Regions from separate parts of the Homo sapiens genome. Here region 1 is linked to region 2. Evidence: read pairs that join two places in POLR2A ChIA-PET (ENCODE). Cell type or tissue: HepG2. All regions are shown on one strand. Links, peaks and the distances in the headings refer to the core of each region. The heading gives the core; the rest is flanking DNA. Region 1 overlaps PTPN3 (protein tyrosine phosphatase non-receptor type 3). Region 2 has its middle 37 kb from the start of EPB41L4B.

The links. ChIA-PET counts read pairs that join two places held together with the same protein. Peaks named below come from ENCODE experiments on the same cell type or tissue, not always from the same donor. Only the 100,000 strongest peaks of a DNase experiment are listed, where the experiment ranks them.
Region 1: POLR2A ChIA-PET joins it to region 2 with 5 read pairs; 3 of 35 experiments call an interaction of 5 or more read pairs at or near these places.

Annotation. Positions count from the first base shown.
Region 1 is chr9:109,474,323-109,479,701 of GRCh38, forward strand. All of the region lies in intron 1 of PTPN3 (protein tyrosine phosphatase non-receptor type 3), which reads right to left. Among named protein-coding and RNA genes, the nearest start is that of PTPN3, 21 kb to the right of the region's middle. RefSeq lists a silencer at 1,247-1,541, an enhancer at 3,263-3,407 and a cis regulatory region at 3,328-3,341. In HepG2, for the core only: no CTCF peak of the experiment used is centred there; DNase peaks (open chromatin) are centred at 1,329, 3,349 and 4,859; H3K4me3 peaks cover 1,118 bases.
Region 2 is chr9:109,355,859-109,361,237 of GRCh38, forward strand. No RefSeq gene overlaps it. Among named protein-coding and RNA genes, the nearest start is that of EPB41L4B, 37 kb to the left of the region's middle. In HepG2, for the core only: no CTCF peak of the experiment used is centred there; no DNase peak of the experiment used is centred there.

The DNA.
Region 1 (5,379 bases), core at 306-5,305, 120 kb after region 2:
TTACTTTTAGCCTCCTTGGTTGCTACTTTGGCAAAGGAGTTCCGCATCATTTACTCTCTCGATGTTCATTTACTCTGTGCCGTCTCTGCGCCAGGCCAGGGAGTGGGCAGTATCAAGTTCTAGGGGAGAGGAAGCCCCAGGGTGCTGGAGGAACACAAGGAGGGCTCTGGATCCACCAGGGTGGGGTGGGTGTCAGGACCGGTTCACAGAAATTTCATGGGGAGTCTTGCAGGATAAGGGGTATTGGCCAGGGAGAAGCTGCAGCATTCCAGACACTGCAAAACCCATGTGCAAAGGTTGGGGGGGAAAATGCACGCATGGTATGGGAACTCCACAGAAACTGATTTAGCAGGCGTTCCTGAGGAATAACTGAAATCTTAGCGAAATCTCAGGGCGGATAAGATTAGGTACTTCAAAAATCCAAGGGGCTGTCACACAGAAGAGGAATTAGGATACAATGTAAGGCTGTGGGAAAGTTACCAGCATCAGAATCAGACAGCTGTGGGGGGACCTCAGCTTCATCACTTACTGAGATTAACTTCGGAGAGACTGCTTACCCTCTCTGAGACTCAGTTTCCCTACCTATAAAAGAGGAAGGATTTCCCTAAGGTTGTTTTAATCACTGGAGATAATGTGTATGCAAATTAACTTGCACCTAGCTACTATAATTAGACTGATTTTTTTAGGTCCCAAAGGTTCAATGGGTAGAAGATGAAAGAAACACATTTCTCTTCAACAGACGAAGGAGCTTTTAAACAGTTAAACCTGCACAAATATGGAAGGAAGTGCCCTGTAAGAGAGTGAGCTCCTCATCACTAGAGGTAATCAAGCAGAGAAGCTGGATGAGACCCTTGGTGAGAAGGCCTCAGAGGGCAGACTGACAGTGAAGAGTGGGATAGATGAACTCTGGGCTTTCAGGACTTCTGTTTCAACAATTCCAAGGTTAAGTTTCTGTACATGTAAGCCTCAATGTGGTATTGTTCAAAACTGAATTTCCTTTCATGTATACTTTCTCATCGGAAATAATTCTAAATGAATACCTCATTCTTGGAAAAAACTGAAATGGCCCATCAAACCGTGAAATAGGAGATGAGGGACTATAACAAGCAAAAATATGTAAAGCTCACAAAATAGACAATGGAATATGTTTTACATTTAGCTGTTTCTACCTAAAATTAAGCTACTGATCTCATTTCATTTTCCCTCCGAGTAGTTCCACTAGGCCCCAGACAGACTGGAAATCAGGATGGAATACATTTACTCCACAGGGACATGAATCAAGTTGCATAAACCTTACAAAAATACTCTGCTAATATTTGCTCTCAGGCACAGACACGCCCATTTGGGTGTCAGTCCACGATATTTCTATCTTAGGCTCTGGCCCCCACCCCTTTACAGCCAAAAGCAGCAGAAGCCTTCAGAAAAGAAAACAGCTAAAGTCACTTTGAAAGGTTTGAGATGTGCTAATCACAGTGCATACCAGCCAAGAAGCTGGAATCTCACAACCGGACCATCCTGCCAGCCTCTGTTCCCGCCAAGGAGTCTGAAGCCAGTGGTAGTCCGGCCAGAGAAACCCAATCCTCACCACCAGTGTCCCTCGCCATAATTTTATCTCAAGGAAACAGAGAAAAATACTCTCCACTTACCCCCACGAAGCATCATCTTATTTGTCTCTGATCAGCCAGGTGACTCGCGAAGTCACTAACTCACTTTTCTCTGGCTCGGTTTCCCAGGTTAGAGCCCTCTAAAGCTTTTTCCAGCTTTAAAATCCTCTGCCTGTAAGGTTTTAATCCAGGGGGCCATCTCAGGTTATATTAGGTTCGGTAACCCTGCTGGTTGCCAGTGTGCCCCTAGAAACCATAAAATATTTTTATGCAGCCTATTCAGATTTCCAGGGCTTTGTACCCTGATAAAATGGGGTCAGCAAATTAATGAAACTCTTTAAAAAGACTTCTAAAAGGCATGCCAAAATGCAAATCAGGAGAACAACATTTAGGAACAAATGAATGAAATGTATATGTTTATCAAAATAACAAGTTGTAAACCTTAAAAAAAAAAACAGTAAAAAGTAAACAAAAGGAATGTATAATTGCTACTAAAAAATAAAAGGTAAAGAAAAAAAGGAAATAATATATGTCATTGCTGCTGTTGATGCATTTATCTGTACTGAGGCCTTCCACATGCTGGGAGCTGAGAATACAGAGATAAAGACAACCCTCTCACTGATTTCAAGAGTGGTCCGTGACTGGACCAAGAAGATCTTTGCTTGGGAGTACTCTGGGACAGGAGGGGTCTTGCCAGGCCAGAGTCCACTGGAGGTTTGAAGGAATAGCCAGACCTGGGTTCTAGTCTCTGCTCTGCCACTCCCAAGTGGACATGAACCTGAACAAATTAATGTTTTGTCTTAGTTTCCTCCCCTGTGAATAACTATAGGGAGCAGAGATTTCATTCTTAACGCAGCACAGGGCCTGGCCCGCCACAGCCACTCAACACCAGCTCTGTGAATGCTGCCTATGCATTCTTGCCCTTCCCACCTGCCTTCTTTCTCAGTCCCTGGGCCATTCCCTTTCCTGTTTCTGGGCTTCCTGTGCTACAGGGCTTCAGCGATTTCCAAGTATTTTTACACCCCTCACTCCTGACTGATTGATTTTGACTGGGCCTGGAAGGTAGCACTGCTGTTAACCATTTTACAAGATTGGGAGACTCGACTCAGAACCACGCACAGGTCACACAGGCAGACTTCAAACAAGGTGATGATCCCAAGCTCAGGTGGGGGCATCACACACCACCCACTCTGAGTCCACTGATCCACGTGACTGGGAGGCAGACGAATTACAGGTGATTCACTGGAGGTGGTAAACGGAGCCCCACACTTAGTCACTATTGTCTCTGTAACTTACTAAATAAGGTATGTTCTTACCCTTTTGAGATAATCTTTTATAAACACTCCCCGAGGCTCTCATGTTGGTAAATTTCCTCTTACAAGGGAAATGGCCCAGAAAACCTTCTTGCCCCCTAATTAACTCTGCAACATTAGAAACTTGAGTAATGATCTGGGTATTTATCACCATATTACCTCTGCTCTAAGATGACACACCTGATGTAACAGGTGTTTCAGCAAAGTTATTTTAAAGAAACAGTACATCCAAGGTACCCTGTGACTGTGAAGGTCACGGTGATTTCAGAAGCATTAAAGTGTGGCCAACGCACCTTTCAGAATTGAGGAAATGTAGTAAATGACTTCCTCCCACTTTTGCAAAAGGCCTGGACTGGAGTGTGTCACATGATGTCTAAAGGCCCTTCCAGCCTCACAGGCAGCCGTCCCTGGGTTAATTATTAGCAGCAGCGGGAGGGCAGAAACAGGCCATCTCATTTCCTGAGGCCAGGCTCTGGGTTTGGCCTGGGGCCGCTCCTACCTGATGACCAGCTCTCCTTCCGGACCTCAGTGAGGTGGCCAGCCCTGGCCCCAGTCAGTCTCTCCTCCCACTGCACCTGCCTCCAGGGATCTCGGAACTGCCAGGACTCCTTCCGGCCCATGGGAAGCTGAGCTTCTCAGCAAACTAGAGCTCCATAAGACTCTTGCTCACTCACCTTTCGGGGCACATGCACTGGCTCTGAGCCAAGGATCTCATGAGGACAGTCATGGGGCAGGAGTAACTGATAAACAAGGGGGCGGCAACCTGGGTGTAGCAGGGGCCTGGATCTCTGGAGGATCCAGGACAGCCTCACGGTGTCTGAACCCTGAGCTTCTTTCAACCTGCCAGGAGAGAGGCTCAGGTAGCAAGAAATAACCCTGGGTGGCTGTGAAAAAGGGGGATCTGACCACAGATGGTAGTGAACCTTGGAGGGGAAGGAGAGGGCGGCTCAGACCAGTGGCTACAAAGGGCGTGGACTCTGATGTGCTCAGGTTGAACAAAACAAGCCAACCAACAATTTTGTTTGTGTTTTTTAAAAAGTTGAACTTGTAATGTCTATGCAATCATATATTCCACTCTTTCTCATGATCACTATCCAACATTCGTCCAGGTATTTCAAACACTTCCCTGACCCCTTCTGTTATGACTCTACGATATTCCACCACGTGGGTGTACATAACTGTGGCTGGGTGTTCAGATGACTTCTCACTAGCAGAGCTCAGATGTCAGAAAGAATCCACAGTAAACCCAGAAAAGGAAGAGGAAGCATGTGACCAAGGACAGGCACCAATGCCAAGGAAGTGGGGGTCCCGAAGAGCCCTGAGTTAGGGCAAAAACACCAAAGAAAGGAGGAACGAGATGACAGACAGGGGCTGGGCCACCACCTAGAGGAGGATGGCTAAACATGAGCAAGGTAACTGATGATGATTTGCGCAAAATCGCCAAGTTAACTGTGTTCTGTCTTTTCTACCAGGTAGAACAATCTTTTACAATGGAAAAGATGAAATTAAAGGGGATGGGAAGCCATTCCCTGAGCAACTCCCATGACCCAGGAGAGAGCCCACACTCACCATCTTACTGGACTCTCACATCAAAAGAGGGGACCAGGCTTCGCCCATGAGGTTACCACATGTGTTTCTGAGGTGACCCAGCGGCAGGGCAGAATCCAAACCGGTGGCTCCTGCCAAAGACGTGCTCCTCCCACTACCTCTTCTGGTCTTTTCTTTTTCTTTTCTTTTTTTCTGTTCTTTTAAATCTCCGGTAAACAAGCGTTTTTTTTTTTTTTAATTGTAAAATATATAGGACCTAACGCTTGCCATTTTAGCCATTTTTAAGTGTACAATTCAGTGGCTTTAATTATATTCACAATGTTGTGCAAACATTACCACTATTTCCAGAAATTTTTCATCATCCCAAACAGAAACTCTGTACCCATTAGGCAATAACTCCCCATTCACCCCTCCTCCAACTCCTGGCCACCTCTAATCTACTTTCTGCCTCTACGAATTTGCCTAGTCTAGATACATCAGTGGAACCACATAGTATTTGTCTATTTGAGTCTGGCTTATTTCACTTAGCATGTTTTTAAGGTTCCTCCATATTTTAGCATGTATCAGAACTTTATTTCTTTTTATGACTGAATGATATTCCATTTTGTTTATCAATTCATCTGTCATTGGACATTTGGGTTGTTTCTGCCTTCTGGCTATTGTGAATGGTGTTGCAATGCTTAAATTTTATCATTTCAGCATACAAGTATCTGTCCGAGTCCACTTTCAATTCTTTCAGGTATATACGTAGGAGTAGGATTGCTGGGTCACATGGTAGTTCTATCTATAGCTTTTTAAAATTTTTTTGAGACACAGTCTTCCTCTGTTGCCCAGGCTGGAGTGCAAAGGCACCATCTCAGCTTACTGCAGCCTCCTCCGCCTCCCAGGCTCAATGGATCTTCCCATCTCAGCTT
Region 2 (5,379 bases), core at 65-5,064:
TGACCCGCCCGCCTTGTCCTTCCAAAGTGTTGGGATTACAGGTGTGAACCACCGCACCTGGCCCCTATGTTCTTAATTAAGGAGAAAGCAGGCTTGATTTGGAATGAAGCGTTCAAGGAGGCGGAGGAAGGAGTGGGTATGTGCGGAATGAAACCACGTGGGGCGGCCCTGCCCAGTTTAAAACGAACTTGAACTCCAGGTATTACAGAAGAAGGACCATGGGAAGGAAGGAGCAGAGAGATCAGAACCGACCACAGTGGAGAGGCGAGAGCCAGTCCGCAGCCAGATGTCACCAGACTTGCTTTAGTTAGGTATTGTTCTCTACTGCATACGGTGGGCTCTGCAGGGAGTTGCTGCTTGCCCGCGGGGCAGGTGCTCCCAGACCACGTGCCAGGGCTTAGTCACGGCAGCTTTTGTGCTCCGCCGCATTGAGTGTTTTCTTCCATCTCCCCGTGCCCACTTACAACAGTCACCGGGTCTTAAACGTCCCCACAGCCTCGTTTCCTCCTTGTTCTGTCTGAGGGAGGCATGATACATCCTCACACCCCCTCACAGTTCTGTTTTTGCATGGCTTGGATCTTCCCACGCCCCGTCTGAGGTGGGCCCAGAGGCGTTGTCTGCTATTTAGGATACTGTCCAAAACAGTAGCCACTAACCTCATGTGGCAATTTAAATTTAATGACACTGGCCAGGAGCGGTGGCTCATGCCTGTAATCCCAGCACTTTGGGAGGCCGAGGTGGGTGGATCGCTTGAGGTCAGGAGTTTGAGACCAGCCTGGCCAACATGGTGAAACCCCGTCTCTACTAAAAATACAAAAATTAACGAGGCGTGGTGGCCTACACCTGTAGTCCCAGCTACTCAGGAGACTTGCAAGGCTGAGTCAGGAAAGTCGCTTGAACCCGGCAGGCGGAGGTTGCAGTGAGCCAAGATTGGGCCACTGCACTCCAGCCTGGGCAACACAGCGAGACTCTGTCTCAAATAAATAAATAAATTTAATTACACAAAAGAAAATTAAAAATTCTGTTCCTCGGTCACAGGAGCCGCATTTTAAGTGTGTAGTGGCTATGTGTGGCTAGTGGCTACCATATTGGATATCACAGATACAGAACATTTTCGTCATCTAGAAAGTTCTGTCGGACAGTGCTGCCTCAGAACTCAAACTTCGAGTGTGGGTCTGTCTTGTTCTTTCTGGTGGCCCCAAGCCCTGCCACCTTGCTGAGCACATCGCACGTGTTGAATAAACAGCTGTGGAAGGAATGAACCAATGAATGGATCTCCATTTACAGAGGAGGAAAACGTGATTAGGAGAGGTTAAGTTAATTCTGTGGGTGTCACAAATATGTTGGCAGAACTAGGGCTCCAACTCAAGCCTCCACCTCCACACCCAGGCCTTGTTTAGCCCCTCTCTGCAGCTGCCTTGATTTGCCACCAACCTCTGACAGGAGGAAATGGTTCTCACCTGTCACCACAGCAAGCTCCTGCTGGCTGATTGGAAAACCACTTTACAAAATGACTTATAATTTCCCCTGTCCCCCAAGGTAAAAGGGATATAAAACGTGTAAAATGCAGAAAATTAGAAAAGGAAAAGTCATTCATTCCTCCAACACTCAAACCAGCTCAGTTAACATTTTGGTATGTTTCTTCACAATCACTTTGCAATACTGAGGCTTTTCCCACAAGTTTGTGTCATTTGCTTTTGAAAAATTGATTTTCTAGGGCCAGGCATGGTGGCTCATGCCTGTAATCCCAGCACTTTGGAGGCCGAGGTGGATGGATCACCTGATGTGGAGAGTTTGAGACCAGCCTGCCCAACATGGCGAAACCCTGTCTCTACTAAAAATGCAAAAATTAGCCGGGCATGGTAGTGCACGTCTGTAGTACCAGCTACTTGGGAGGCTGAGGCACGAGAATCACTTGAACCCAGGAGGCAGAGGTTACAGTGAGCTGAGTTTGCGCCACTGCACTCCAGCCTGGGTGACAGAATGAGACTCTGTCAAAAAAAAAAAAAAAAAAGAAATAGATTTTCTAGTAAGTTACTTAGGCCAGATACTTTCTGCTTTCTTCTCCCAGTTTCATCCTGTTGCTTCTGGGCCCATTTCTCTTTTTCTTTTTTTTTTTTTGAAACAAGGTATTGTTTTGTTACCCAGGCTGAAGTGCAGTGGCACAAACACAGCTCATTGTAGCCTTGACCTCCCGGGCTCCAGTGATCCTCCTGCCTCAGCCTCCTGAGTAGGTGGGACTACAGGTGCACACCACCATGCCCAGATAATTTTTGTATTTTGTGTAGAGACGGGGTTTCACCATGTTGGCCAGGCTGGTCTCAAACTCCTAGGCTCAAGCAACCTGCCTGCGTCGGCCTCCCAAAGTGCTGGGTTTATACGTGTGAGCCACTGCACTGGCCATTTCTGTCTTTAGATATCAGCATAGTCCAGAATTCATGGATATTTTTTCCATATCATGTGCTACACATAATATGGAAGAAGTAAAGGCCATGCTATGGTCTGAATGTTTGTGTCCTTCCAAAATTCATGTTGAAACCTACCCTCCAATGTGATGGCATTAGGAAGTGGGGGCCTTTGGGGGTGATTAAATCATGGGGTTGGAGTCCTCATTAATAGGATTAGTGCCCATTAAGGGGCTAGAGACCAGAATTATTCCCTTCCACCATGTGAGGACACAGTGAAAAGGTGGCCAACTATGAGGGCCTCCCCAGACACTGAATCTGCCAGCACCTTGATCTTGGACTTCCCAGCCTCCAGAACTGTGAAACATACATTTCTGTTGTTTATAAGCCACCCAGTTTATGGTATGTTGTTATAGGAGTCCAGATGGACTAAGACAGGCAGGGACTGATAGGGTATTATAACTAGGTGATTAGGGTGGAATATTTCATACCTGCCTATGAAGGGAGGCCAGCCACAGGCTCCGCGCTTACAGAGATGAAAGTGAGTTGCCTGCCTAAAAAAGCTAGGAGTCGGCCAGGCATGGTGGCTCACATCTGTAATCCTAGCACTTTGGAAGGCCAAGGCAGGTGGATCACCTGAGGTCAGGAGTTCGAGATCAGCCTGACCAACATGATGAAACCCCGTCTCTACTAAAAATACAAAAATTAACCAGGCGTGGTGGCAGGCACCTGTAATCTCAGCTACTTGGGAGGCTGAGGCAGGAGAATTGCTTGAACCCAGGAGGTGGTGGTTGCAGTGAGCTGGGATTGCGCCATTGCACTCCAGCCTGGGAGATAAGAGTGAAACTCTGTCTCAAAAAAAAAAAAAAAAAAAGCTCGGAGTCACAAAGGGCTGCTTCCCCGTGGAAGCAGGACCAGAAAAACTCTACCTCTTTGCTCTAGGCCATGTGCAGATATGGGGTCTGAGTGCATATCTGTGTGGTATGAGAATTCCAAGTGGAGAAAATAACGGAAAGGCTTGTCCAGAACTAGTAAATCTGGGGGACTTAAGAGTCTATGAAATCACGGACTCTCAGAAATCTGATGAAGATGAGCTTGAAATGTACTTACAAACCCACAAGGAAATAAGCCACACATAGTCAGCAGCTGCAACAAACAGTAGACTTTGCACCCTACAAACCAAAGATAATATGACAGACTGAAACTTTGAAACAAGCAGGGTTAATTTTTTTTTTTTTTGAGATGGTCTCGCTCTGTTGCCCAGGCTGGAGTGCAGTGGTGAGATCTCAGCTCACTACAACCTCCACCTCCCGGGTTCAAGTGATTCTCCTGCCTCAGCCTCCTGAGTAGCTGGGATTACAGGCACATGACACCATACCCAGCTAGTTTTTTTGTATTTTCAGTAGAGACGGGGTTTCACCATGTTGGCCAGGCTGGTCTCAAACTCCTGACCTCCAGTGATCCACCTGCCTCAGCCTCCTAAAGTGCTGGGATTACAGGCATGAGCCACCATGCCCAGCCAGAGTTAATATATTTTTGAAGATTTTCCAGGCATGGTGGCACACACTTGTAGTCCCAGCTACTCGGGAGGCTAAGGTGGGAGGATTGCTTGAGCACAGGAAGTTGAGGCTGCAGTGAGCTGTGATCGGGTTCCTCCAGTGTGGGTGACAGCAGTGAGATGCTGTCTTAAAAAGGTTTTTTTTTGTCTGGGCACAGTGGCTCATGCCTGTCATCCCAGCACTTTGGGAAGCTGAGGTAGGCGGGTCACTTGAGGCCAGGAGTTCAAGACCAGCCTGGCCAACATGGTGAAACCCCGTCTCCACTAAAAATACAAAAAAAAATTAGCCGAGCGTGGTGACATACACCTGTAATCCCAGCTACCTGGGAGGCTGAAACATGAGAATTGCTTGAACCTTGGTGGTGGTGATTGTAGTGAGCCACGATGACGCTACTGCACTCCAGCTTGGGCGACAGAACAAGACTCAAGTGTCAAAAACAAACAAACAAACAAACAAAATTTAAGAGATAAGGGAACAGGTGCCTTCAGCCTTAAGGCAAGAGCAGAGCAGTATGAGAAAAGAATAGGCAGGTTTGAAAAACATCTACATAGAAATTTTAGGGAAGAAATAATACAGTGATTAAAATAAAGGGAACTTGTGGATTCAGAGAAGTGAGAAAAAAATGGGCATGGCTTTTTAGGGGATATTTCTGTGAATGATAACTTTTCCTGTGAACCAGGCACTGATTCAGGCATTTCAAATATGTATTAACTTGTTTCATCTTCATGAGCTAATGAAGTGGGTGACAATGCTCCTTACTAGGGAGGCAGGGAACATTCTAATGCACCTGTGGAGTGGCCATCCCCAGGACAGTCAAGGAATAATAATAAAATGTATATATTATTATGTATAAAATAAAACACTGAAAATGGATTATCTCATTTAATCCTTGTTTAATAATTTCATTAATCCTCATAACAAACCCTCAAGGAAGGTGTCTTTAACTCCTCCATTTTGCGGATGAGGAAAGTTCCTTAATGTTTACACAATCACCAAGCAGTTCAGTTGGGATTTAAATAAGGGCAAGTTGAATTCACGGTCCAAGCTCTTAACGATGATGTTAAGGAACCAGTGATTATTCATTTTGACTTGAATTTCATGCATTGCATATTACCAAATAGGTAATACAGTCACTGATTCAAGAGGTTCCAAAGGGCATATAGTAAGCCATCTCACTTCTGCCACTGTCTTTGCCTCTAGACGCAACCTGTGTTCCCAGTTTCTTGTGTAACCTTCCAGTTATGTTATGCCTACAGACGCAAGTGTCCATATACATCTGTCTACATAGATGGATATTCTTTTCTCCCTTTTTACATAATTGAAAGCTTCCATATACCTTGTTCTGTGTCTGCTGTTTTTGTTTGTTTGTTTGTTTGTTTTTGAGGTGGAGTGTCATTCTGTTGCCCAGGCTGGAG